Regions from separate parts of the Homo sapiens genome. Here region 2 is linked to region 1. The links are chromatin loops, found by intact Hi-C in ENCODE. Cell type or tissue: A673. All regions are shown on one strand. Links, peaks and the distances in the headings refer to the core of each region. The heading gives the core; the rest is flanking DNA.

Evidence for each region. A loop is a pair of places that touch in the nucleus more often than their neighbours do. Peaks named below come from ENCODE experiments on the same cell type or tissue, not always from the same donor. Only the 100,000 strongest peaks of a DNase experiment are listed, where the experiment ranks them.
Region 2: it touches region 1 in a loop (6-fold over the local background); 5 of 110 quality-filtered maps call a loop at or near these places.

What each region holds. Positions count from the first base shown.
Region 1 is chr1:119,579,552-119,596,513 of GRCh38, reverse strand. It overlaps the pseudogene GAPDHP33. Among named protein-coding and RNA genes, the nearest start is that of LINC00622, 11 kb to the left of the region's middle. In A673, for the core only: no CTCF peak of the experiment used is centred there; a DNase peak (open chromatin) is centred at 8,963.
Region 2 is chr1:119,655,030-119,667,462 of GRCh38, reverse strand. LOC124904390 (a long non-coding RNA gene) reads right to left here and starts at 7,765. Exons shown (of 2, transcript XR_007066508.1): 1 at 7,550-7,765. RefSeq lists an enhancer at 4,966-5,015 and a silencer at 7,503-7,797. In A673, for the core only: CTCF peaks have their summits at 3,895 and 4,095; a DNase peak (open chromatin) is centred at 4,112.

The sequences.
Region 1 (16,962 bases), core at 3,982-11,981:
ATCAATGAGCTGCATGGGAAGATCACTAGCATGGCATTCCAGGTCCCCACCACGAACATGTTGGTCATGAACCTGACCTGCCCTCAGGAAAAGCATGCCAAATATGATAACATCAAGCAGGTGGTGAAGCAGCATCAGAAGGCCCCCATAAGGGCATCCTGTGCAACACTGAGAACCAGGTTGCCTCCTCCAGCTTAACCATTGACACCCACTCTTCCACCTTCAATCCTGGGACTGGCATTGCCCTCAGTGACCACTTTGTTAAGCTCATTTTCTCATATGATAATGAATTTGGGTACAGCAACAGGATGGTGAACCTCATGGCTCACATAGCCTCCAAGGAGTAAGACCTCTGGGCCACCAGCCCCGCGAGAGCATGAGAGGAAAAGAGAGGCCCTCAGCTGCTGGGGAGTCCCTGCCACACTCAGTCCCCCACCACACTGAGATTCTCCCCTCCATGCAGTTTCCATGCAGACCCCCTGAAGAGGGAGGGGCCTAGGGAACCCCACCTTGTCGTGTACCACCAATAAAGTCCCCTGTCTATGCTCAGAAAAAAAAAAGCGGTATTAGGAAAGCTCACAAAGATTACTGATCAGCAAAAAAATAGACAGCATGATTTCTCCATCCTCCTATTTAATACTGATGCATAAATGGTCAGGAAATGCTGGGCTCACAATGGGAGTCTGCATTCCAGTGTAGGAACAATAGTCTCCCTTGTTATAATTTTTTATCATGTGAGCACAAGGATACAGCTTTATCAGTGGAGGAACACACAGGCTGTTGGTGTGAAACAGTCTAGATTTAGGTTCCAGATGTTCACAAGATTGTCTGGAAAAATCACCTGCCTAGCATCTAGAGTCCTTGGGGCTCATGCAAAGGGTTTCCCTTTTTTTAGGGGAGAAAGCCACCCATTTTGCAGGGAGCTGTACTAGGCACAGTCTCTCATGCTGGGAAAAGGAAAATCCCTCTTCTTGGCCAGCTTACTAAACTCCTGGCTTATTTTAGGATAATTACACCCCTTGTGCTTGAGTCCTAGAGAGGTCATGAGTAGCATAGAATAAGTTTTAAAGGCACATGACTAGACGAAATAAGTTATAAGAATATTCATGGATAATAGGGAAAGTTTCCGGACTGAATCCTGGAATACACATATCAATATTTACAAGTTGAACAGAGAAGGAGGGGCCAGCTAAATATGCTGAGTAGGAGTTGGTGGCAGGAGGGAGAAAAATTACAAGGAGATGGCCTTGTAAAAGTCAAGTTGAAGAAAGTGTTTCAAGAAGAGTTTGGTTCACTATGTTGGATGCTGCTGATCAAATGCAATAGGAAAATAATTGATTATTGATTTTGGCAACATTGTAAGTAATTTGGTAAGAGCAATTTCCACAAATAGTTGGGTTGAAAGTTCAACTGGAAAGTCCAACACACAATTCATTTGTGTGTTGAGGAATAGAAGAAAAATGTGAAGAGAGCGACTCTTAAAAACAACACCTGTTCAAGAAGTTGTGCCATGAAGATCTCAGTAAAAAGGTGTTACAGCCAGTGGAGTGAAGAGTTTGTTTTTGTTGTGTTGTCTTAAACTGGACTACTCCTTTATTGATCCTTAGCACCTTGTACAGAGCAAATGTTCAAACATTGTTGAGTGTTTGACTAAATAAAGTGTTTATGTCTCATACATCGTTTTATTACCATAAGAATTTGCACAACATCTGACACATCATAGGAACTTAATACATGCTTATTGAATAAAGAAATGGAAGGATGAGTGAACAATCAAGACTCTAGAATGTCTTAGTGCTTCTGAAAGTTAGTGCTTATAGACTAATACAAAGAAGGAAATAGAAGAGAACAGTGACCACAAAAATGAAAATACTAGAAAGTTTCCCATAGTAATGAGAGGCTGGAATCATTGCCCAGGCCAAAGCTGTTTGCCAAGGAGAAGCAATTTTCTTCTCATCTATAGCACGGATATGAGTAGGATCCTAGGTATTTGAAGTGTACTTGAAGAGCCAGTTTTCAGAAGTAAAGAACAATGGGCCATCCCCTCCACCATACAGGGAGAACTAGGGCCAGAGCTTTTGGGTTATATGAGCTCAACTTGGCTGTCTTTCCAGGCAAGACCTTCAAAGTGAGAAAGGAGGAGGCTTTAGCAAAATGTCTTTTTTATTTCTTACTGAATTCTGTTTGTCAGTTATTTTTGGGGGAGATCACATAGATGTCACTCAACCATTTCCTCTGGAGTCTGACAATGATGGTATGGTAGCCAGCCTCTAAGTTGAATCCAGTGATCTCTGCTTCCTGGTATTCATTCCCTTGTGTGTGTGCTGAACCTAGTAACTTGCTTTTAATCAGTATAATTGGACCAAAATGATGGAATATTACTTCCATGATTAGGTTAGAAAAGATTGTGACTTCCATCTTGTTTTACACTTCCTCTTTCTCATTGGGCTGGATGAAGCAACCTGCCATGCTGGACAGGACAATATAGTAATGAACTGAGGGCAGCCAACAGTCAAAGGGGAACTGAGGTTCCCAGTCCAATATGCTTCGAGGAAGTGAATTTTCCAACAACTATGAAAGTGAGCTTGAAAGTAGATATTTCCCCAGTTGAGTCCTCAGATGAAACTGGAACTTTGTGCCAGTCAAGTCAAGAGCTCTTGGAACTCCAATGTTTAAGAAGAAAATAGGTAGACTGACATATTTTTAACAAGCTGCTTTCTTTTCTTGGGGATTTCTCTTGCATTACAAAGAACATTAGCCCTTCATTAAACTCAGTTTGAAAACCACAAGTGGTTTAGCAAATATTAGATTCACTGAAGTTACTAAGTGTTGGTGAAGATGTGGGGAGACAGGTGTGTTATCCGTGGAAGTGTAAGTTTATGCAAATTTCTGGTGAGTATCTGACAAAATATTTTAAATTTTCACACACTTGACCCATCCATACGAGTCCACTCCAGATATTTATTTTAAGGAATAATCAGTTGAAATCAGACCAAGATGTCATATGGCACATCTCCTTGCACAAAGAAAGCTCTGCATATGAGCTCTAATATATTAATTGAGCCCTTTACTATGTATCAGGTGCTTTACGTATGTTATCTCATTTAGTTTTTAAAATGGACTTTATTTTCTATGATAGTTTTAGCTTCACAACAAAGTTGAGGGCAAGTGCAGACAGTTCTCATATACTCCCACTCCCACACATACACAGACTCCCCATCTATCACCATTCTGCACCACATGGTACATTTATTACAATCATTGATCTGCATTGACACATCTTTATCACTCAAAGTTCACAGTTTACTCTTGGTCTTGCACATTCTTAGTTTTGACCAATGTATTCTGATATATAACCACCATTTTAGTGTCATCTGCCCTAAAAATCTGCTTCTGTCTGTCAATCCCTCTGTGCACCCTGACTCTGACAGGGTCAGATAGTTGGAATCACACTGTATGTAGCCTGTTCATGTCGACTTCTTGCATTTAGTAATATACATTTAAGCTTCCTCCATGTCTTTTCATGGCTTGATAGCACTTTTTTTTCTTTTAGCACTGAATAATATTTCATTATCCATTGAACTATTGAAGGACAAATTGGCTGCTTCCAGGTTTTGATAATCATGAATAAAACTGCTATAAAGATCTAACCTAGAAGTAGGTTTTTGTGTGGATGTAAGTTTCCAATTTATTTGTGTAAATACAGTGAAGCATAATTGCTGGATTATATGGTAAGAATATGTTTAGTTTTATAAGAAACTGTCAAACTGCCTTACAAGTGTCGGTACCATTTTGCATCCCCACCAGCAATGGATGAGCATTCCTGATGCTCCACATTCTTGCTAGCATTAGTTGTCAGTGTTAAGGATTTTCACCATTCTAATGGGTGTGCAGTGGTATCTCATTTTTGTGTTAGGTTGCAATTCTCTAATGACATATGATGTTGAGTATCTTTTCATACGCTTTCTTATAATTTATATATCTTATTTGGTGGGTGTCTGTTCATGTCTGTTGCCTATATTTGTATCAGATTGCATTCCACGTGTAAGACATTTTTAGGAGTTAAGAGATTCCTTCTGAGATTTCGTATGCATCTCTTCAGTTTACTGTGGACATTCCTTTTCCCATATTTCTAAGCAATGGAGAACAGCCTTTTGGTAGTATCTTGATAAGATTCTTGCTCATTTCCCTTGGAATTTTTGATGTAGCCCCTGAGCCAGATGCAACTTAAAAAATTACACACATTTGTGTCCAGGAGCACAGTTATCACCAGGTAGATGCATACAAAGAGAGCTTCTACTACCTTTTCTTGTAAAGTAAGCTAATGTCGTTGTCTGTATACCAAATTGCTTTAATACCATATGCTCATGTGATTTGTTTTACTCTTACCCCAAACCAATCTCTATTGACTCCCACAAGTCTTCAGCTGGTGATTTCAGGGTCGAAGAGATGACCTTAAGCTGGCCACTACGCTTGCATTGAAGTGCCTGTGATAAAGGCAACTTTGGGAAATTTTGCAACTTGATCACTAACCAGCATAAAAGCATGAAAAAAAATTGATTTACAAGACCGTGATTGGGTGTTTGGATCTTATGTTTTCTCTGATTTCAAGTCTTACCTTCAAGGATTTATTTATTTATTTACTTATCCACAAGGAACAATTTAGCACTAAAATGTTCTTATCTTTTTCTGATGTGAGGAGAATCATGAGACTACAATTATAAACTTAACACAAATAGAAGGGGGCTGAGAAAGGTGGTATCTACAGAACAGTTCTACGATCTGGAAGTGAAATTCCAGAGAGTACACTTCAAGAAAGCATACCAAGTCCCACTGTCCATGAGGCTGACTCTTGATGGATGACAAGGCTATTAGGGTTGGGGAACAGGCCAGAGGAGAGCAAAGTCTGCCTAGATTTGGTCATTTGCTGTGGGATGTGCCTGGTGGGACAGCTGTCTCATGAGTCTGCCCACTGTCTGAGGCCGTGTTCTTGAAGACCCCTGAGTAAGAGACAATTTCTTAGACATTAATCACTGTCATTCATTTAGCTCTGTAGTACTTTATTGAGAAAGTCTCCAAGTATCTACTAAAACTATCCAATATGACCAAAATAAAGATATCTCCTTTCTCATTTCCTGGTGAAGAACTGGGCTAGTTAATATTAACTTGTTTCCAGGGTCCCTGAAACTCTTATCTGAAAACTCTCTTTCTGCTACTTTTCTTGGAGGTCAGTGAATTGCACAGAATAGACATCAGTCCGTGTGCCACAAAATCCTGTAACATCCTAGGTCATGACAATGAATATTTTAGGCTTTCCTTTGCTCCTCTGTTCTTTCTTGTCTCTGGTTTTTGCCCTCTGACTCAAAGTAAAAAATATTCCCAAAGTCCCTTGCAGCAGTGCATGAGTTAGGCTATACCAAATTCACCTTTGTCCTGTATTCCTTCTTGATCTTGTGAAATTGTATGGTCTGAATGTGTTCCTTCCAAATTCATATGTTGAAACTTAATTGCCAATGTGATAGTGTTCAGAATTGGGGCCTTTAGGAAGTGATTGGTATATGAGGACAGGGCCCTTGTGAATGGGATTAGTGACCTCATAAAAGGGCTTGAGGAAACTAGCTGACCCTTTCCATTCTTCTGCCACATGAGGACACAGGCAATGCAGCAACAAGATGCTGTCTTGGAAGGAGACACTGAGCTCCCACCAGACATGGAACCTGCAGACACATTGATCATGCACTTCCTGGCATCTGGAACATGAGAAATAAGTTTCTGTTGTTTGTACATTTTCTAATCTGATATATTTTGTTGTACTAGCACAAATAGACTAAATCATGACACTTCCATTTTTTACAAGTCACTCAAATCAGGGTGTTGAAAGTAATCTTCAAGGCCTGTGGTCATCTAGGCATCCTGTTCCACAATGCAACTGTGACTGCTGTGTCAGCCAGACAGTCACCCCTAGACATGTGCTTTCTTAGTATTTCCCTAAACTTTCAGCACAAGCACTCCATCCTTGCTGCTGGATTAAAGGCCCCTCCTTGGCCTCAAATTATCAGCCCACCAGTGCAGCAGCCAATTTGACACCTAAATAAAAAGTTAAGGCCTCACTCTGGGAGCATGGTCAATTTCCCTTTTCTTTTTACCAACCCAATAAAATTTCATCCGATTTAACCTTCTGTGCTTCTCTTCAATGACCACAATTCTCCAAAGTATCCACTACTCTTCCAAGTATTCTAATGACACGTGGTTTTTTTCCTTTCAACTGATTTAACTTTGCTGCACTGTTTCATAGATAGAGAGTATGATTTCTGTTGGGAAATTTTTATAGGTATAGCTCTTCTGTCCAGAGTGCAAAGTTCCATAGTTTTGGACAGTATGTGCAAAAAATTATAAGCTACTGGCTGTTTCAGTCGTTACTGATCTGCCCTATTAAGATCTTTTGTTCTGAGAAGAATCAATGGGAATTCTTTGAGTCATACAATTAACGAACTATTTTTATTTTATTTTATTTTATTATTATTATTTTTTTGAGACTGAGTCTCACTCTGTCACCTGGGCTGGAGTGCAGTGGCGCAATCTCAGCTCACTGCAAGCTCCTCCTCCTGGGTTCATGCCATTCTCCCACCTCAGTCTCCTGAGTGGCTGGGACTACAGGCACCCGCCACCATGCCTGGCTAATTTTTTGTATTTTTAGTAGAGACAGGTTTTCACCATTCACAGGATGGTCTCGATCTCCTGACCTTGTGATCTGCCCGCCTCGGTCTCCCAAAGTGCTGGGATTACAGGTATGAGCCACTGTGCCCGGCCCGAACTATTTTATTTAAAGGGACTGCTGTTTTGAAAGGTTGGGTGTTCACTTCTTTTTAATTTTGGGATCTGAATTGCAGTTATAGGCAAGCAGAGCTATATGACGATACTTCATTTTCCCTTTCTAAATATTTGGGTGGTGAAGGCACTATATGTATATTTTGGTTAAGCAAATAGGTCTGAAAAGTTATTACCAGGGAGACTGCTATGGGACTGTTTCTCTTTTGGAGTGTTCCATGCAAATGTTTCCTTGACCCAGCCCTTGACTCTGGGGGTTAATCTGGGCAAAAGTGAACCTGCACTGTGGCGTGGGTTCATGCAGGAAAGTGTCCAGTCAAGGAATGATAGAAGACTTTTCACGTCTGTTGGTTTAGGTAGTGACCCATTCTGCTGGCTTCCATCCTAACTCACTGTTTTCCTCCTCTGACTGCTATAATTCTCCAGATGTGATGATGTATTTTGATCCAGCTTTGCCTTCGGTTATTTAATAAATATTTATGGGGCCCTCTATGACATTGGACATGATTCTAGGCTCTTGGGAATGTAGCAGGAAGCAAGATGGTCTAAGGTCCCTATGCAGGTACAGATAAACAACAAAATAGACAACTGATAAGTTAGTTGCAGGTTGTGGTAACAGCTAGGAGGGGAGAAACAGTGTGATGTGACGAGTGAAGCAGATTGTTTTTGGGAGAGGATGGTCAGGGATGTTTCAACTCATTAGGGCAATGACAATTCAGCTGAGATCTACATGTCAATAGAGAGCCAACCATTAGAAGATGAGGAACATCATTTTATGTAAACGGAATGATAGATGTGAAGATCCGGAGGCAAGAAAGTCTTGCGTGTTTATGGAATTGAAGGGAGGCCAATCTGGCTGGGACACTGTGAGTAAAAGAGAGAGTGATGAGGACACGAGTTGGAAGGATGAGCAGATCATGTGGTGCCCGGGAGAGCTGGAGATCAGTTTAGAGTCTATAGTAAATGGAATGGGAAGCCCCAGAAAGGTTTTATATAGGTGAGACATAGGATTTGAGTTTACTTTAAAAAATCTCTCAGGCTGTTATATGGAGAACACAGTTTGGTAAGCAGCAAGAGAGACATTGGAAAAGCCAATGCTGAAGCTATTCATTTAGAGAGAGACTTTTTTTTCTCTAACCTTCTTTTTTTGTTTGTTTTTATGAGGCAGGGTCTTGCTCTGTTACCCAGAGTACTGTTGTGCAGTGGTGCGATCTTCAACTTCCCAGCCCAAGAGATTCTCCTACCTCAGTCTCGGGAGTGTCTAGGACCACAGGTATGCACCACCATGCCTGGCTAGACTTTTAACAAATTTTTAATTCTGTAGAGATGGGGTCTCCCTATGTTGCCCAGGGTGGTCTTCAAATCCTAGGCTCCAGTGATCCTCCTGCTCGGCCACCCAGAGTGCTGAGACTATAGTCGTGAACCTTCATGCTCAACTATCTCTATCTTTGATGTGAGTGAGCCTCTGCCCACATTCCAATTAAAGAAACTGTACCTGATTGCCATGGAATTTTTGAGGTTTGATTAGTTTAAGCAATAGATTTTCTTAACCTTGGAGAGCTTTTCTGTTTGTCTTTTAAATGTAGAGAGCACTTACTTGAAATGAGGCCTAAGTACCTGTAATTTTGTAGAAACTCCCTGGGTGATTTTAATGGGCAAAGAGGGTGAGAACTCTTTAGGACCAATTAGGGACCCCCTTTCTTTCTTGGGGATTACAGTAAGTATAATACATAAGGCTCAAATCCTCTCCTTCACCAGAATTATGGAGGCAAAGGGCAGTGCAAGGTACATCAGGCTTTGTCTGCTCCTGGTAGGCCACCTTTCACACAACTGCTCCAAATAGTGAAGACAATATCATAAGTAAGAGCCAGGAAAAGTGCCTGTCTTGGCTGTCCATCAGATGACAATGGAATAGGTGTGGAAGGCTGCTGCTGGCCTTCACCGTCTTCACCACTCAGAGTCAGCCTTCTTCTGCTTCTCTCAGATCTTTATTCCCCCAACTCAGCTCTCTTAACAAAGCAAAACCCCAGGCATGACTTGTTTTCTCAGCTGCCCTTGGCAATCACATAATTTCCATCCTCTCTGCCCCTGGTGGGAGGGGAGGAGCATACTTGGCCAGTCTCCAGCATGAATTGTCTAGTCTTTGCTCCTCGGTCTCATTGTCACAGCCACAAGTGCCCTGCAGTTTTCTGCTGCCAGACTGTGGTTTCAAGGTCATGTTCACTAACCCAAAGCACATTCCAATGGGTTTCAATTTCCAGCTGCTGCCATGAGATCCAGGCCATTTTCTCAGTGCTCTCTGCATCCAGTGGGTGCCCTACCTCAATCCGGCAGCCGGGATTGCTTAGCTTTGGAAGCCAGTGAGGTGGGTGGCAAGTTGTTCCATATACCATGTTTCCCTCTGTTTAAGAAGTTTGAAAAAGGTATCAGTGTTTGTGCGGTGTTCAAGCTGGCATTCCAGATGTGTTGAAGATGTTCAACACAAGTGAAAGAATTGACAGGCCCCTGTTTCTAGAGACTAGGGAATCACTGGAAGCAGTTCCATGCATTCTTTTTATTCACTGAAGACACTCCACTGAGATGCTTTTCTGAAAGCATCAAGGGCTGAAGTAGGGAGTGGTTCTGCCTGGGTGTTCTGATACCATCTGTGTATGACTGGCCTTCCCCAGACCCCAAGGCTGTGACTCATTAAGAGCAGAGACCCTGAGAAGTTCACCCCTCAGCTGAGTGGCATGTTCCAGGCATAGTGCTCAATGCTGGGGAGACAGATATGAGAGAGGTAGAGATGCTTACACATTCCAACACCATTTAAGGGCGAAGGTGAAGGCTGATTTTGTTTCCTGCCTGTCCAACCTGCTTGGGGTGAATTATTTTGCCAACTGTATGTATGACTTTAAGGATTTGGCCCCTGGGGCTGCAAGGGATGGGAGGTGGACAGGGGGGAACTTCATGTCAAGGCTTCACATGTTATGCTAGGGCAAGACGGTACATTCAACAAAGGCTCAGAGTTAAGCAGATTCTCTGCCAAGGACTTTGCAACTATAAGTCAGAGTTTCCACCACTGCTGCAAATCAGGCAATGTCGACTGTACCTGGCTTTGTTGGGTGAGGGAAGGGACAGTGTGTGACCTTGGAAAAGCTAATTCACTTTGTCAAGGGGCTGGAAAAGTATCTGGCTAGACATTTCTCTTGTTAGGGGTAGCATTAGTGAATGTCTGAAATGAGGGTCACCTCAAGGTTTCACCTGAAGCAGCTCTACTGCTTTCTGTGTTGAAGTTAATAGAGTAGGTAGAAATCACAGACATGACTTCACAGCCTGAGATTCACTGGACTGATACAGCCACTGTTCAATGCTGCTGCAGCCTAGACCAAGCCCTATAGGTATTCTTGATCTTGCTCTCATCTGTGCAGTGGAAAGATGCAGGTATGAGGTGTGGGAAAATCAAATCAAACAAAATGACAAACATGAAGGCTCTTGTAAGATTCACGGGCTTGTGTGAATGTTAGGAAGCAAGGTGGTTACAAGGTGGTCGTGCTCAGTGCTGCAGAGAAGGGGCTGCTGAGGGGCATCCTAAAGTCTTGTATCATAGCTCCTGGGATCCCAGAAGGAGGAGAGAGGCAGTTGCAGTGCATATGGACTCTGTCCTCTGGGATTTCCAGCTCCTAGGGCAGGGTGAAGAGGAAGTGAGAAGGCATGGCCTCCCTTTCCTGAGAACAGGAAGAAAGAAGGAACTAGTTCTGCTCCTCCTTTGAGGGTGTGCTGTGTGTGGAGTGAGCAGGGCAGAGCTTTGGCATTAACTGGCAGTGGACTTGAGCAAGGCATGACTTTTCTGGGTTTCTGATTCCTTTTCAGTAGGCACTGACTCTATTGGTCCTGCCCATTTTAATTTCTAGTGATTGTCTAAGAGTTTTAAAACCTTCTTGGGAAACATCTATAGCTTAATGCCAAAACAAAAGGCTGTATTTAAGTCAGCATTAAGTTCTGCAGTTCAGTGGTCATCAGATATCAGGGAAGGAGGGAATCGGTTCCTACTTGGCCCACTTCTTGATCCTTTACAACCCTATGAGAGGTATGACGCCCCTTTTCCAGTGAGGTGCCATGTGCCACTAGAGCCACGAATGACTGGGAAACCACTTTCTCAAATAGCTTTGGCTTCACACAAACAAATAAGCACAAGGAGGCTTATGTTATTACGAAGTTTAGTGGCAGAAGTGTGCAGGTGCCAGAGGATGCAAATCATCTTACACTTTTGCAGCCCAATGTCACTGGCAAAAGACCTTAGAAATGAGCCATAACCTTCATTTTGTAGGAAAGAAAACAGACCCAGGAAGGTGAAGAGATTTGCTTAACTTCGATGACAAAATTGAAATCAGAACCCAGGATTTTCACTCTTCACTCTTATTTGCAAAAATATTCTTCTTCTAAAACAAAAGAATACTCGCTTGTTTTTTGCCCTCCTTGACCCCTTTCCTTAGTCCCTCTCACCCCCAACTACTTTCATTTCTTTACCATGAAGCACCTGCCTGTCTCCATTTATGCAACATCCACGTCCACAAGCTGATGTTCAGATGAGAGGTTGGGTTATATAGGCAAGATAGATGGTTTAGACAGCAGACTTCTCATTAAACCTACCCTCTGCCCTGTTTCCAAATGTCTCTCATCCCAGTTTTTTTTCCCTTAATAAATATTTTACCTCAAAGGTAGCAAATCATTGGTCACCATTACAGACAGTTGTCTAAGTGAACGTTGGAAAGGTCATCTCACTTCCCAGGCCTCAGTTTTCTCATCAGTAAAATGAAAGCAGGAAAGGAACCCACAGTTAAAAGCTGGAGTAATGGTCTCTAGATCCCTCTTTAACTTCAATTTAATAAAAATTTTAGAGATGAAGTCTTGTCTGATGTTGAATTCCTGGATTCAAGTGATCTTTCCCCTCAGCCTCCCAGTAGCTGGGAATACAGGTGTGCCCTACCATGCCTGATGAAACTTTCTTTGCTCTAAAATCTGAACTCCACAAAGACATTGATCTGTCCTGTAGGAGTCAGGAAGCCTTTTCTATTTAACCATGCTAGGTCAGCAATAGGTGTTTTGCCTGCTGCTGAAAGAAGTTCTCTCAGTCAGGACTGCCTGTGTATTTTACAGGGATCAGTGCAAAATGAAATGTGGGGTCCCATGGCAGCCCCTTAAGCCAAGCACAGGCCCTGGGTGACCTCACCGGCCTTGTGCCCAGAGAGCTGCTCTGCTCAGAGCTACACCAGGGATTTGACAGACTCCAGCTAGTGCAGGAGGGAGTTAGTGCCAGGCTCATGAGAAGGGTATTCCTACTTTAGTGGCCAGCGTTCATGCTAAGATGACAATAGGCCCGGAACCCATATCACGCCCACCTCTCTGTCGCCAGTACCTGTTTTGGAAGAAGGGCTGACTGCATCAGTGCTGGTTCTTCCATTTCTTGAGGAAAGATTGCGCTCTTCAATAAGGAACTTCAGGTTTCCAGAACAGATTACTGACTGTTTTGGAGTCTGCAACTGACCTCAGTGCTCCCTGCCTTTGGGGACAGAGTGGCTAAGCCACTTTCTTTTCATCCAGCCTTCCCTCTCCACTTCCTCATAATGAACCTCTTTCATGCCTCAGATCACCGACTCCATTCCCTGCTCATTACCATTGGGTGGGATCTTGGGCCAAGATAAAGAAAAAGAACGCCCCTCAATTTTCCACCAGAGTCCCCTGATGTCTTAAGAAGCACATGTAGACAGAGAGGTTGCGTGGTCCTCACTTGAGTCAACTAAGAGTGGGAGATTCTCTTCTGAATTCATTTTTCAAAAGCAGTTTTTCCTTTTTTTTGTAGTATAAAAATGCTCTGGGCCTTGCACCATTTCAGGTTTTGGATCCAATTCCCAGTCCCTTTATAACCTTGGCAGCTGGGCTTCGCCTTCAACAGCCTTTCCCTTTCCCTGCTCATGGGCCTCTCACAACCCCACTCTCTCTTTCTATCACACAAATGAGTTCATTCTCAGCACCATACCCACTATGTGGCTTATCTCTTTTCCAGCTCTCATCATGATGATCGAGCTTCTTCAGGTTCATTGACACCCTGAAAATTTGTCTTTGAATTCTCTCTTGCTTTGTCATTGAAAGCATTGTGCTCCCTGACTCCCCATCCCCTCCTCTCTCCGTCCTAACATTTGAGTTTGTTGGTGTTTCATCTTTCTATCCGTGCATCCATCTATCTCTCCATCAGCCCATGTGTCTATTTTGTGTCAGTCACTGGGGACAGAGAGATGACATGGTGAGTTACTGTCCTCAGGACATGGCAGTGTAGGGGTGGGGGACAGGATATATAAATAAAAAATTAATGGCAGTGCAACTAGATATGCACAAAGCACAGAGGCTATAAAAGAGATGCTTTGGATGGTGAATAAGGAGCTGGGAAGGATGTGCTGGCAGGAGAGCTGGGCACCCTCTAAGCAGAAGGAATGCCGTGCACTGGCCTAGGTAGATGTAAAAGCATGCTGCAAGCAGGAAGCCCTGAGTTTTTGAAAATTGTTGAGGCACAAAGTAGGAGAATCTGGGAACAGGGCAGGGATTGGTGAGAATTAGTCTGGGGTGTTAGGCAGGGCCCAGGGCTTCAGAGGCCCTCTATGTTATGTTAAGGCTCTCAGGCTCCTCCTGACAGTCCTGGGGCTCCACCCAGTGGTTGGTTTTAAGGAAGGGCATGACGTGGTGAGACTAGTTTGGAGAGACAACTCTGGCAACACTGCTAAGGATAGGTTTCATGAGTGACTCTCCAAGACAGGGAGGCCTGTGGCAGGTACAAGTAGGAATGATGTTACCAGGGAGGAAGAGGACACATTCAAGAGGTGTTGTGGAGGTAAAGTTGGTAGCACTAAATGATAGGTGGGAAGAGTGGGGGGCTGCTGTCCAGGTTTCTGTCTTGAAAAAGTGGGTGCATGAGAGTTCTGTGCCCACACCCAGTCCTGTCTAAACTAGTGGCCATTCTGCCTCAGGCCTGCCTCATTTGCCCCTGTATTCCATTTTGTTACCAACACATAAATCAGGCCTTCATTTCTTACCTAGATCTTGAAGTATCCTCTTCATCTCTTTCAGTCCATCCTACGACATGCTGCCAAGGTAATCTTCCAGGGACAGCTGAACAATTCCCATTGCAGAGTGAATGACGTCCCAGCTTTTAGCATCACCATCAATATTCATTGCTGGAGGAGACATTCTTTTCCCATAGATTCCAATTTTTGAGAGAACATGAGGCATGTAGTATGTGTGAAGTAATTGAATGTCGTCGGGTTTTTTTGTTGTTTTTGTTTGTTTGTTTCTTTGTTTTACTTATTTATTTACTTATTTATCTTATTTTTTTGAGACAGAGTCCTGCTCTGTCTCCCAGGCTGGAGTACAATGGTGTGATCTCAGCTCACTGCAACCTCTGCCTCCTGAGTTCAAACAATTCTGCCTCAGCCTCCCAAGTAGCTGGGATTACAGGCACCAACATCATGCCCCCTAACTTTTTTGTATTTTTAGTGGAGACAGGCTTTTGCCATGTTGGCCAGGCTGGTCTCGAACTCCTGACCTCAGGTGATCCATCTACCTCAGCATTGCAAACTGCTAGGATTACAGGCGTGAGCCACCGTGCCCGGCCCAAGTCATCTTTAATGGGGACACAGAACTCCTACTCTGAGGTCAATGAAGGAAGGAGGCAGGGTGTCTCCAGGGGTGGCCCCGGGTGATCCTGTGTGTGCCCATCATGTCTTTCCAGGTGTATCTTCCATTTCTCCCTGGCGTGGTGCTCTCTGGTCTGGTCTCATTGTTCCCTAAAAGTGACCCCTTTCCCACTTGGGTCTTTGCAGACTCCATTGTCTCCACCTGGAATACTTTCCCTCACATTCCTGTCTGTTGAAATCCTACCCATCTTCTGATATTTAGCCCAAATGCAAGGACCCCATGAATCCCCTATGGGAATGGATCTCCCGGAAGCATTTTCCTTTCTTATGGCACTCTTCACATTTACTGTGCACTGCACCTAACACGTCTCCTATTTTATCTCCCGCACTGGACCACTAGACTGGGAGCAGAAGTGGAAAATCAGAGGCCTTAATCCTGGGGCCAGGCTGTGAGTGTGTTTTCTTAGTTTGCATATTTGTTCCCCACCAAATTTAATTTATTAAAAAATTATAACCTATGTTAAACATACAGGAAAGCTGAGAGTATGATATAATAATGTATATTTGGGACTTATCGCCAAGAATGAATAGATTTGCTGCTGACACCTCACCACCCACTTTTTAAGATATAAATTATTGCACATACAGTTGGAACACTAGCCCACACATCCCTCTCCTGGAGCAGATCTTCACACTGCTTTTTCAAGTTTAGAGTTAGTCACTAATATTTGGAAATCATGGGATTTCACATCATAAGAGTTGGCCTCTTGTCACTTTCCTGCCAGTTCTCACCAGTCCATCACAGGCTCTGGGGCCCACCCTGGCCCTTGGAATCTGCCTATCTAGTCTGTGGCTTAGTCTGGCACCCGAGCTCTCTCATCTGCGCTCTGTACATGCTTTCCAGAAAGCAGAGGTCCTCCTCATGCCCCTCCATCCTCCTCTGCACCACTGCTCGGGCTGTGCCCATTGCTTGGACTGAGGAATTCAAGGCCTCATTCAAGCTCCACTGGCTCCTGTGGCTTTTCCCAGTGACTTCAGCTCAGCTTCATTCTCTGTACTCATATATACCTAGCCCTTAAGCCGGTGGCTGAGCACTTGCCTTTGCTTTCATTCATTCCTTTGTCAGGTACCCTGCAGAGCCACCCAGGTGGAGAAAAAGGACCCAAAAGTACCTTCCAGGTTAGGCTTCCTTGTTTTTCCCTCCAAGCCTTTCCGCCCCCGTATGGTGCATCCTGTGAGGTGCATCAGGGCTTGGTGCAGGAGCTCTGCCTGGCACCCTCAGTTGTAAGAAGGAATGGCACATTTTGTTGGCCGTAACACTCTGAGGCCTTTGTACCTCTTTAGTGAGATGGCTGACTGATCAGGCCTCCTCGCCTCTTTCGCTGATCACCCCTCACTGCCTGTTGGAGATATGTCCTCTTCCTTCCTTTGCCTGTGAAAACTGCCCTGGTGGTTTCGTAAGCGTAGGGTTTCACCAGGCTGAAAAACCAGGGGAAGGCGTCTTGTCTCTGATTCCACCACCTTCCTTTGGTTCCTATGGTATTTGGCATTAACATATGGATGTTGCGTTTGCCTTACAAGAGCTGGAGCGATGCTGGCTCTTGCATTTTGTGCAGTGGCTGGGGAAGGAGGGGTGTTGCATTTTTCTTTTTTCTTTTTTTTAATTTGTTAATTTTTTATTATACTTTAAGTGCTAGGGTACATGTGCACAACATGCAGGTTTGATACATAGGTATACATGTGCCACATTGGTTTGCTGCACCCATCAACTTGTCATTTACATTAGGTATTTCTCCTAATGCTATCTGTCCCCCAGACCCTCACCCCCAACAGGCCCCGGTGTGTGATATTCCCTGCCCTGTGTCCCTGTGTTCTCGTTCTTCAATTCCCACCTATGAGTGAGAACATGTAGTGTTTGGTTTTCTGTCCTTGTGATAGTTTGCTTAAAATGTTGGTTTCCACCTTCATCCATGTCCCTGCAAAAAAACATGAACTCATCCTTTTTTATGGCTGCATAGTGTTCCATGGTGTATATGTGCCACATTTTCTTAATCCAGTCTATCATTGACGGACATTTGGGTTGGTTCCAAGTCTTTGCTATTGTGAATAGTGCCTTAATAAACATACATGTGCATGTGTCTTTATAGTAGCATGATTTATAATCGTTTGGGTGTATACCCAGTAATGGGATTGCCAGGTCAAATGATATTTCTAGTTCTAGATCCTTGAGGAGTTGCCACACTGTCTTCCACAATGGTTGAACTAATTTACACTCCCACCAACAGTGTAAAAGCATTCCTATTTCTCCACATCCTCTCCAGCATCTGTTGTTTCCTGACTTTTTAATGATTGCCATTCTAACTGGCATGAGTGGTATCTCATTGTGGTTTGGATTTGCATTTCTCTGATGACCAGTGATGATGAGCATTTTTTCATATGTCTGTTGGCTGCATAAATGTCTTCTTTT
Region 2 (12,433 bases), core at 1-8,000, 75 kb before region 1:
GAAGAAAAGGAAATGTTCTTGTATAGCTACACTTCCACAGCTATAGTTGTGAGCCTACGGTCACAGCTCACTGCAGCCTCAAGCTCCCAGGCTCAGGTCATCCTCCCACCTCAGCATGCCAATTAGCTGGGACTACAGGAGTGTGCCACCACGCCCAACTAATTTTTGTATTTTTTGCAGAGATGAGGTTTCACCATGTTGCCCAGGCTTGTCTCGAACTCCTGGGCTCAGGCAATTCTCCTGCCTTGGCCTCCCAAATTGTTAGGATTACTGGTGTGACCCACTGCGCTTGGCCAAAACTTAAAGTTTTATATATAATTCACACCCACTAGAATAGCCAAAATGAAAGTGTTGAAGAAGGTGTAAGGCAACTGAAACTCTCAAACATTATTGGGGCAATATAAATTGTATGACCACTTCAGAAAACTGTTAGGCAGTATCTTCCAAAGCTGAGCATACATAGGCCCTATGACATAGCATTTCCACTCTTAGGTATATGCCTAGCAGAAATGCACCATATAGTTACCAAATTTCACATAGTAGAAAGTCCATGGCAGCACTATTCAAAAAAGCCTCGAACTAGAAATAACACAAATGTTCAACAGAAGTAGAATGGATAAATAGATAGTGGTATTTTCATAATGGGATTCCATACAACAATAACAAAAAATAAACTACAATCTCATGTAACAATAAAAATGAATCTCACAATGTTGAGTGAAAAAAGGCAAATGAAGGAGTTATATATGTTGCCATTTATATAAAATTGAAAAACAGACAAATACAACAACTAGTGTATGGTGTTATAAATCAGGATACTTGTTACCCTTGGGAGGGGGCAGTGACTGGGAAGGGCATTAGGTGGGCCTCTGGGATGATATTCATGTTCTGTTTCTTCATCTAGATTTTGGGTACATGGGTATGTTCTCTTTGGGAAAATTCAGCGAGCCGTGCACCTGTGATTAGTGTGCTTTTCTCTATGTACTTTTACTTCAATAGAAAATTTACATAAAATGGTTTAATGTAATTATAGTCTGTATGTTTACTAGGCAGTTTTATGTAATTATAGCCCAGGATCATATTTGCAATAATAATCCAAATCTCAATCCTTCATGCTGCCCATAACTGCTGATCAGTAGGCTTTTATTTTTTCAGTGTTCAATTCTCCAGCTATATCTGAGAATTCCCAGAAAATACATAATTTTGGGGAACCATCAGTTTTTGGTGATCTCTTCGTCATGTATAATCAGGGGCTCTGTGGACCATCTCCTCTGTTGTCCACTGTTACTTTCATCATTTCCCGTGCTGGCCTTGCCACTGCTGTCCTTCTCTTGACATCTCTTTCTCTCTCCCAGTCTCCCGTGCCCTCTTCTCTCTGGCCAGTATATCCACATGTCCAGTTCTTTCAGAGAGGACTCCCTCAGCTCTGCCATGTGAGCTCTTAGATACAATTCTAGCATTTCTACCACTGCCTTACCCTCCCAGAGCTCACAGGTAGCCTGGGACCAAAGGGGGACTGCATGGAAGGGTAGCAAGTACCACTGGGCATTATGCCTGGAGCTCCTGCTCCTCTGACTCCAGACGCTACTGCTCAGTTGACCTGCTCTAGATACATTTCTTTATTCCTGGTCATCTGCTCTCGGGGGACCAGTTGAGAGTCCCTAGTGTCCTGCATCCTTCAGGGTTCTCCAGTTCTTTAGATAGCTCAGTAGACCTCTGAACCTCAATTACAGACAAGGCTCTAGTCCTTTCTAACCAGCAAATACATCACCTGAGCCTCTTGTATCCAGGACTTTACCAGTTTTGGAACTCAAAGTCCCACGAGCCCCTCAGTCCCAAGCAAATCAGGATGATTGGTCACCCTACTAATCTGGTTTCTGGGTCCCAGAATGGGCCCCACCAGAGACAGCTGGACATCTACTTCATTTTTCCCAAATCTCCATGGCAGTTAGGAGGCTTATGTGCCCAGAGCACACACAGGACCTTCAGGAACAGTGTTGCTCATGTCCACATGCAAGTCTATTGGTAAGGCCTGGACAAGCAAATTAAGAAACTGAGAATTAGAAAAAAAAAAAAAAATGAACTTGGACCCACAATCAGTTGAAGATTCTAACCTAAATGTGGCAAACCTAATTCTTCCTGGTCAACATATTTAGCCAACACATCTAACATTTCTAGCCAGTTCTTGTCTTCTGGCTTTCCAGTTAGGTCCTTACATAAAGACAAGGCTCACAGGGAAGTCAGCCCTATGATAAGGATTATCAGAGATCAGCAACAGAGGGAGGCAACTGGACACTGAATATCCTGGAGATCCATCAAGGAGAGAGCCCAATTCTTTAGAATGGGTGTCAACCAAGGAGAGAAAATTCTCATTCTAATGGGCTGCAGAGTGAAGTAAATAAGAGATTGATCCAGTAAAATTGCATTCAAGTTGGAAATTTGTTTTGTCATTAAAGCAGAAGAATAATGAAATACTAGCTAGCCCGTTGTTCTTAGATAACACTCTGTGAGTAGTGTTGATCTTAATGGTCCTTAAACATGTTCAGGTGAAAAATAGGCTGAGGTGAAAGTGCTCTTCACCAAAAATAAAACAAAATAAAAATTTGATAAAATACTGCTATGTTAAATGTTCACTAAAAGAATATATTAGTGCTCACACTAGATTTAGTATAAGTAAATGGTAAACAATTATAGATAGAACTGAGAAAATTTTCCCATTAACTTTTTTTTCCCTGGAGAAATGCCATTATTTGATTCAAATTCAGTTAAAAAAATTATGGTTTACAGAATAAGTAGAGGCTGAGTTTGAGAACTACTGCTTTAAGGAACAAGACTCCTTAGGAGTTGTACTTGGGTTTGCTTCAGATCTGTCTGTTTTCTTAAGCTAATAGAATACTTCCTACTACAGTCTTGGTGCTCTTAATTTACCTTACAAATTCTATTATTTATACAGTTCAAGGAGGAATCAGATGGCCAATTTATTGAGGTTTCACTCTGTGGAACAAAAGCTAGTTTCCCCTTCCTCAACATGGTCGGGCTTACTTCTTATTCTCATGCTTCTAGTATTCGCAGGCGATGACAGAGGGCTCCTGGGTGACTGTGTATACTTGCTGCAATGCAGAGCCCAGGGATGTGGTCCCACAGCCAACAAGCCTCATTCAGCAACTAAGGAGGTGATTTATTGGCGGGGGGAGAGGGGATGAAGAAGAGCCAGTTGCAAATGAGTGTCCTGTGACTCTAAAGGACGATGTTGTTGGTAAAGAGCCATGAAGGTCATCCTGTTGGCTAGCTTGGCTTACCAGCTGGAGGGCTGCTGTGCCTAGAGCTTAGCAAGCTCAGTTACAACTCTTTTGCAGTGGGAGAGGCTTCAGTGAGAAAGGCTGATGATATCTTACTGTATTTCAGCGTGATATGGTGTTGACAACAGGTCCTACATAAAATTGTGGGGCCTGGCAAAGCATCCCACTATTGGCCCTGGTAAGCCTTCTCCACTGTGTCCCACCTCCAACACCTAGCCTGCTCTCTCTAAATTGCTTTGACTTATGAAGTGCAGACTTGGCCCAATTTGTAACTACTTCTTTTTCAATTTCCTCAGGAGCAAAATTATCTCACAATGCAGTTGTTGACCAAATGAGGTAACACAACCAGGCATGGTGGCTCATGCCTATAATCCTAACACTTTGGGAGGCCAAGATGGAAGGATGCTTGAGGTCAGGAGTTGGAGACCAGCCTGGGCAACACAGCGAGACTTCGTCTCTACTAAAAATAAAAATTTATCTAGGCATAGTGGTGCACACCTGTAGTCCCAGCTACTCAGGAGGCTGAGGCAGGAGGATCAATTGAGCCCAGGAGTTCAAGGCTGCAGTGAGCCATGATCATGCCATTGCACTTCATCCTGGAGGACAGAATGAGACCCTGTCTCCAAAAAAAAAAAAAAAAAAAAAAAAAAAAAAGAGAGAGAGAGAGAGAGAGGTAGCATGAGAGGCTTGGAAAGAGTAAGTTAACTCTTTCCAACTGCTCACAAGTTAAATTCATCTTGGTTAATCCTAGTTGGAGTAGTGAAACAGAATTCAACTGTGTTTCGTAAACCTCCATGAGGGGGCTCCCTTTCATTCCAAATTCAGTGTGTGGAGTTCAGTGCTTTTTTCTTATAGCCTTAAGTGAAGGGATGGAACAGAGCACGTTGCCTCATATCCCCTCAGCCCAGAAATTGGACATGGTTCTCACTTAAGATTATGACTAGCAAAGGTCCTTTTTCTGTATGCCTTTAGCAAATAATCCTCTTAAGAACCTCAAAAACTCTGTCAGTTTTGAAATCCATTTTTATGGGGCAATATTATGGCCGCACCACAGACAAACAAGTGATAATACATGCATAAGTCTCAACTACAACAGAGTGTGGGAATGGAGATAGAAGCCACTTCATGAGGGGACAAAAGAAATTGTCAAAGGTTGGAATGCTTATGGAAAATCTATTTTGTGCTAGGTGTTTTATAGATGTTTAATTTAATCTTCTGTAACAGAGATTGGTAAACTGTGGCCCAAAGATCAAATTCAGCTAGCTGACTTTTTGTAAATAAAGTCTTATTGGAACACAGGCTTGCTAATTTTTGTTGACGTATTGTCAATGTGCTTTCACCATACAATGGCAGAGACTGCATGGTCCATAGACTAAAATCTTTACAATCTGGCTCATTACAGAAAAGGTTTGCTGATCCCTGCTCTATAGCTGTGTGAGATGGGAAGTATTTACATTTTAGGGATGAATAAACTGAAACTCAGAGAAATTAAGTAGCCCAAAGTCACACTGCTAATAAATGGCAGAGCTAGAATTTGACTCAGGCTGACCTTATTTCCAAAGCTCTCACTCTTTCTGCTATTGTTGCACACAAACCTCCCCAGTTTATTAAGTGCCTATGTAGGCCTGGTGTTTTACGTTGAATCTTATTTATTTTAATGAATTCAAACTGCTGTGCATTGTTTTCAAGGATCTGCACAATCCAATTTCAGCTTGACTTTCCTGCCCCATCTCCTACTCCTCCCCTAGTGGGCCTAGCTAAAGTCAACCTGGTGCTGTTGCTGTTCCCAAACACACCTTTCACTTCCTCTCTCTGTGATTCATTTCATGATTCCACTACCCAAAAATAAACAGCTCTCTCAGTTTTCAGAACCGGCCTTCTTCCAGGAATCCTACCTTGACCACCCGCTGAGAAGTGCTCTCTCTCCCTCTTCTGACATGAAGAGCAGTTATTCTTCCTGGTGGTTTAGTGCTGATCATATGCTGCCTTCGATTATCTTTTTACAGGCATGTCTTATCTTCCAAAGGAGGCTGTAAATTTCCTGAGTGTGAGGACTGTGCACACTCCTCTCCACACCCTGGTAGAGTGTGTCATCTGCATTGGTGTTGTATAATGGTAGGTCAATTTGATGAATGAACACTCTTCCATTGAAATAAACCTGGCTTGCCCTTCCACACAACTCAACATGTAACCGAAAGCACAAGACCAGCACCTGGATGTGGGGTATAATGCGTGATGAAATGAAGAAAAATGCAGGAAAAAGTGTAAGGAAATAAGCATCTCACCTCTATTTTTAACTCTTTAACCTGCAGGGTAAAAAAAAAAAATGTAGCATTAGCTTTCCTTTCAGCCATGTGAGCTAACAGTGCCTTTCCTAGGACAGCAAAGTGATTTCCACCATGAGATCTGGAGGCAGGCCTGGGTTGGAAAATCTCTGCTATTTATTGGCTGTGTACCTTGGGCAAGTTACTGAACCTCTCTAAGCTTCAGTGTCCTCATATGTACAATAAAGAAAGTAATAACTGCCTAATTGGGTTGATGGGAGAAGCAAATGAGGAAATACCCTTAAGACTTTTAGTTCAGTCTCTGGAATATATTACACTCTTAATAATTACCAGCTATTATTTTTCCATAGCACCATCCCTAGATGGGCACCAGATCTAAATATTTAAGACCAACTGAACTCTGTCCACCTACTGCTGTGCATTAACCATCCTTCCTGACTGTGTCATCAAACAACACTACTACAAGGTGGCCCATTGCAATCTGAGGGCTTACCAAAGAAGGGGATGATGAATACCCTACCTACAGCATCTATATTTTAATGAGACGTGAGAAGCAGGAAAACAAATTTCATCTCTTTCCCTGCTCTCTAAACACTACTTATAGCAGACATGTGGTTCCTTCTCTAACTTTAGGGTTTTTTTGTTTGTTTTGTTTTGTTCTTTTTCTTTGGCTTCTGTCAACTCTACCTGACATGTAGTTCTAAACTGGAGATAGAATTAAGAAACAGTCATGTGTCCTGGTCTGCTAATGCAATGTCTCAGGGTCTCTTGGGTAAACTCTCTTTGATAACAATATCTGCCACCTTCTAGAGAACCCAGTACCTCTGCTTTGCTCTACTGTTACCTTTAGCCCTGCCCACCCATTCCTTTCTTCCCTATACTTTCTCAGCTGGTTATCAGTTCAGGGCACACCTGAGTTTTCAGATTTAAGTACCAACTCTACAATAGGATGAGGAATTGGGGTTGACGTAAGCAACACACAGATAGAGAAGCTACTGGTATTAACCATTAACCAGCTTGCTTAGCTGAACTCTGGCTTGACAGCTCGTATCTCTTTCTCTTTCCACTTGGTCTAATTTTTCAACATTGTTCTTAATAGCTGTCTGAACTCTTACAATAGTTACTCCCCTGGATTCTGTGCTTACAAAGCCTGTCACATAATCCTTATCTCTAGAGATCCCAGCCTGGTATAAACTGTCGTTCTGGTTTTCTAGCCTCTTCACATGGAGGAATCCCAAATATCCTAACAGATGTAGCTAAGAATATAATCCCAGGTAATCATCCGTCTCCCACCTGGCCCTGCATTCCATTTCCCCTCCAAAAAAGTCTTAAGATATATAATAACTCTCCATAATGCTTCCATTTATTTTTAATGAGTACACAGGATGACTGGTTCCTTTTTCAGTTGACCTTTTGAAGCTGTTAAACTGGTTTCTCTATATCAACAGCTGAAACAAATTGCCATGAATAAAATCTCACAGGGGAAAAACGTGAATGGAGAACATACTGGTATAATTTAAGCCCATAAGACACAATTATACAGGACAAAAGTCCCCATTGCATGGACATGGATGGAGGGAAACATTTTATAGCCTAATCTGGGAAATCTCTGTACATAACTGTAAGTGTTGATAATTAAAGCAACTATTAAAGAATCCATTGCTAATGGATGAAGTGCCTCCAGAAGCAGCCAAGAGAAACTGAAGCTATCATAGTGAGTCCTACAGTAGGAAAGGGATACAAAGTTTGAAAAATAAGAGAGCTAATATAGTTAAAGTTGTGAACCAGAAAAGATTTCTGGTTGAGAAGAGTCAGGAAGTTAAGCTGGGAAGTGAGTGCAGCTGGAGTACTAACTACACGACAAGGGAAAGTCTACTTCGGGGATCAGGCCCAGCAAGAGGCTCAGTGAGGTTGTTGGGAGGGAGGCTTACAGAGCCAGGGCACTGAGAGCTGGCCAAGACTTACCTCTACTGGAAGAGCACCAGCTCTGTGTCCACTCTGGGTTGTTGTCTACCTCTTAAAAAGTTTCTGCTTGATGAGAGCATGTGGCTCCTGAAGAGTCCCTCTGAGTTTTGTAGAAGAGAGAGGGGGAGGGCTACATTCCTGGAGGGACTCCTGAACTGCTCTGTGTGCAGCACAGCTGGAAGCACTCGGTGGGACAGGCAAAGCATGAGGCAACATCCCTGTGCCAAAGAGCTTCAAACTGGGGAGACAGAACCAATAGATTGCATGAAACATCCCAAGAGCCAATTAAAACAGTATAAAATGAAACGAGTATTTTGTGGTCCAGTTTATCAGAATGATAGGCATTCATTGGGGGGAGGAATATATAGTAGGGAAAGGGGAATTTAGAGAGAGAAAAAAAACCTGTAAAATGGAAAGCTGAGCCCCAGCCACTGAATAGAAGTCTTAAGAGTGAGATCCAGTCCCTAGATAATTTGGTGTCCCTCCAAATTAATATCCTTTTGCAGCAAGAGATGTGAAAGTTGATGATTATTCTCATTAATAAAATAAAATATCTCTTTATGCTCAAATAGGGGATTTGCTATATGCACTAACTAGAGCAGAATATTCTACTTATTTGGAATTGTTCTTTGCTTCACAATTTTTCTAGTGTTCATAACTAGAAAGCATTATTCACTCACGCTCACAAAGGGCAAAGATAACTTGCTTGGTGTAGTTACACAGGCTTGGTCAAAATATTTTTTCTGAAAGTGCTATGAGGATAGCGAGACCACTGGTGGCATACGAAAAGTGAACTTTACTTTTTAATCTAAATGCTTAATGGTAATTCCTTCATAGCAAAAATGTATTCACACATCACTTGCAGAATCTATACACAGGAATATGTTTTTAAAGTTTCTCCTGTATTAGTTATTTATTTATTGGCTCTCATACCAATAAAACATTTGCCACATTTCTATAGTTTTTGTTCTCCAGTTTTCATTTCAATTGTCCAATTAGATAATCTCAATGGGAGATATACTAAATGAATTAAAATTAATAGTCTAAAAAATATCTTATTCCCTGTGCTATGCCACACATTGTTCAGTTTCAGAATTCAACTGCTAGCTTCTGATCTTCTTAGGATTGGGATAGGACTCTAATTACACCAAGAAACATGCATGTATATATCGCAGATAAATCTGCAGCCCTAGGAGTGTTTTTACATTTCTATCCAAACACACTTCCTTCTTAAGTGGGAGTAAAAACTAATTTACATTTCATCACTTGTGTTGTAGTGTTGGTAAAAACTTGAGTTAAATAGGACTGAATCTCTGATTAATTCCAGTAATATTTTAGTGCATCCATGAATTGAGGCCTGGGGCAGCTGAGTCTGCCCTTAGTCTGGTCCTCACTTTGTAACCATGCTCATGTCACTGAAACTCTCTAAACTCATTTTTCGCATCTGTAAAATGTGGATATTAATATCTACAGAATCTACTTCATAGGGCCACTCAAAGCTCAAATGAAATAATGAATGTGAAAACATTTTTGCAAAGAGGACGATGTTGGACATCTGTAGGCTATTATTTCACTAGTGAAGGAGAATATGAGATTATTAAAGAAATATTGCAAGGAGAATCCTGTCTTACAAGACTCCTTGACTTCTTGTCAAACAACTCTCTTAAATCCATGGTTCATAATATATGAGGGCATGGGGTGTTATTGGAGAGAGCAATGGCTTGCCAGTGTGTGACACTAGGTCAAGTCTCCAGCACCGTACTAAACTGAAATGCGTGAATTTGGGTAAATCACTTAACCTCTTCAGTTTCTTCATTTGTAAAATTAGATGTTTGGATTAAAACCCTTATGTATTCTAGATAGCATGGATAGCATGCTTTTCAGATCGAGATACTTAGGATTTGCTGAAATATGCATACTGCAAGCCCAAGCACCTGTCTTCTTCTTCTTCACTGATGTATCCTACAGTGTCATACACTAGGCCTGATATATAGCAGTGCTCAGTAAAAATATATGTTGAATATAAGAATGACAGTTCAATCACTGTATCAACTGATTTATGGGGTAATTTTATATAATTTAATGTACTTTTATTTCTTTCAACAAAGGTGAATGGTTAAATATCAAATTCCATGTAATTAATAAGAGCTACTTTTCTGAGACTTATTACCTAAGTAAGTCCACAAGTCCAAAAAATGATTCTGATTTTGGTTTGAAGAAAAAGACCAGCATGCCTTAAAAGGGATGTAATATTTAAATTCAGGATTTTCTGGAACTTGGCTTTATTGCCTTGTCTATGCAATTTCTTCTAGCAGTAAAATGTTAAGATCTAAAACAGCCAACTTTATTTTTACTCCTTCCCACCCTCACCCTCACCCCCTCATCCTGGACCCATTTTGGCCTTCCAAAATGCTCTGTAGATCTTCTGAGTGACAAGTTGTTTCTAGGCTCAGGATCTTTATACTTAAGATTCCTTTGATCCCAAATCACTTCCCTCCTTCCTCTGTACCTGGCCAACTCCTCCCCCTTCCAGGCTCAGCTAGAAACTTTGTCAGAAAATGTTTCCTGGCCCCTAAGACTATGGTAGGTGCCAGTAGCACCCTGGACATTTTTCTAATGTAGTGTGTCTATATCAGGTCATTTATCACATTAGATTGTCATTAAGAAATTAACGTGAAGAAGGTCAGAGCACAGACACTGGAGCTACACTGTTTGGGTTCTGAGCCAACTAGAAGATGAAATGGGGAAGGAAGGTAAATTGGGTGAGGGTGGTAACAATAGTACCTGCCTCATAAGGTTGTCAAGAGTATTGAATGACTAAAGGGTTCATATACAAAGCATATTGAACAAGGTTTAGCACACAGTATTAGAATCAGCAAATACCAGAATATCTGAGATTCTGATTCTGGCACTAAATATTATTATTACCTGTTTGGTCAACTCGAGTCTATAAGCTCTTTGAGAGGAGAAACCATATTTTATTCACTATTGTATTCCTAGCACTGTAAATGCTCCATAAATATGTATTGAATAAATAGATTTATCTTTTCTCCTTCACTGAAGCCATATCTCCTTAGTTGATCAGAAACAATAAACCTGGTGATGAAGCCACAATGCTTCCAGAGAAAAGACGAGTAGGTGGGGCGTGCTAGTCAAGTCAGTTAGATGCCAAAGCAGTTTTATTGAGAATAGGAGAAAGTTTTGGTGACACCACTTAAAAAGCTGTGACTGGTGGTACGTTATAAGAAAATTAGCATGCCAATGGAAATGAAACTGAGACTACTGAGTGTAGACACAGTAAAAGAAAACAAAGCAGTTTACTGCCTCATTCAGCCTACAGGGATGGAGTCATTTACTTTTAGTCTATCTACTGGTATAGAGAGTCTGTATGTCATTACCGTGATACTGTGTCCACTATCCACACTCCTCAGCATGGTTCACAATGGCATTCTGGGTCCGTTCCTACTTCTCCAGTCTCAGGCAATGTTCTTCATTTCAGCTGCCCTGTCCCACCTTTCACAGCATTGCAGGTCTTTGCCCTTACCTGAAGTGCCTAGCTCCTTCCTCAGAAAACCTACATCTACGCTTAAGACTTGGCTCAGGCGTCACCACTGGGGAAGTGATTTCTGACACCCCCAATTTCTTCAGCACCCATTATCTGCTATGCAAGCTCAGTGATAACAGCTCTGTCTCCTTGCGTGGTTATCATTCTTTCACTGGACTGTGCTCACGGCTTGAGTCTTCATTTTGGTGTCCCTCGCGCTGAGCACTGTGCAGGGAAGAGAGCAGGTGCAAATTAACACACTATGTTTTCTACTATTGAATGAATAAATGGATGGAACCATATTTTGTTCACTGTTGAAGGGATGGATGGATGGGGCTTCCTGGCTTTCGCTTTCACACTCTGACTCTGAATGTTCCCATTTTTCCTTCTGATTACGTGGACTTAAATTCAGCCTCTGAATCCGACTGCTGAACGATCTTGGGTAAATACAGCCTCTCAGAGCCTTATTTTCCTTATTTGTGAAATACAGATTATGTGAATATTAAACACATTAGATGGTTCCTGGTTTATAATAAATTTCATGTAAATGATCAGACTATCTGCAAGTAACAGTTTTGTATCTTCATTTCTAATCTTTATACATTTAACTGTCTTTTCTTGTTGGGTTGGAATAGATTTCCAGTACCAAGTGGAAGAGTAGCAGTGATATTGAGTATCCTTTTCCTGTATCTAATCTGAGAGAGAGAGAGAGAGAGCATCAAAAATTTCTCCATTAAATCAGATACAGATTTGTTTAAAAAGCTTAGTAAACTAAATATCTTTCTAGTTTTTGGAGTGTGGAGGTGAGTAAAATCTACACCTTGACCTATGTTATCTACTTTTCCTGTAACTCACAATTGATTTTCCTTCTCTTCCCAACCTTGAGGGATTAGAGGTTCCAGGCTATATGAAGCCCAGCAAAGAAACAGTGTCTTTGCCTTTAGCTAGGAGAAACATTTGTAGAAGGCAGGATGTTTTAGAGCCAGTCTTCAGCCCAGCTAATCCCAGTGATAACATCCCCTCCTCCTCCCTCCACTTCCTTTGGGAAATACTTTCACTTTCCCCTTCCCTAAATTCTCCTGTAGGGAATAAGATATACTTCAAAATCTGAAAATGTTAATGAAATATGCACTTTTATACATTACGTTTCAATAAAAATTTACTTTGAAAAAGTATATCTAAGACAAGTTGTCCACAAATGAACAGTGATGTTCCTCACAGCTGCTTTAAAAATATTCATTAAGTGTATACAGCAAATTTCTTATGAGTTCCTACTGTAAAAGCTGAGCACAGTGTTGGACTCTTGGGACAAAATTAGGAATGATACAGACATAGAGATC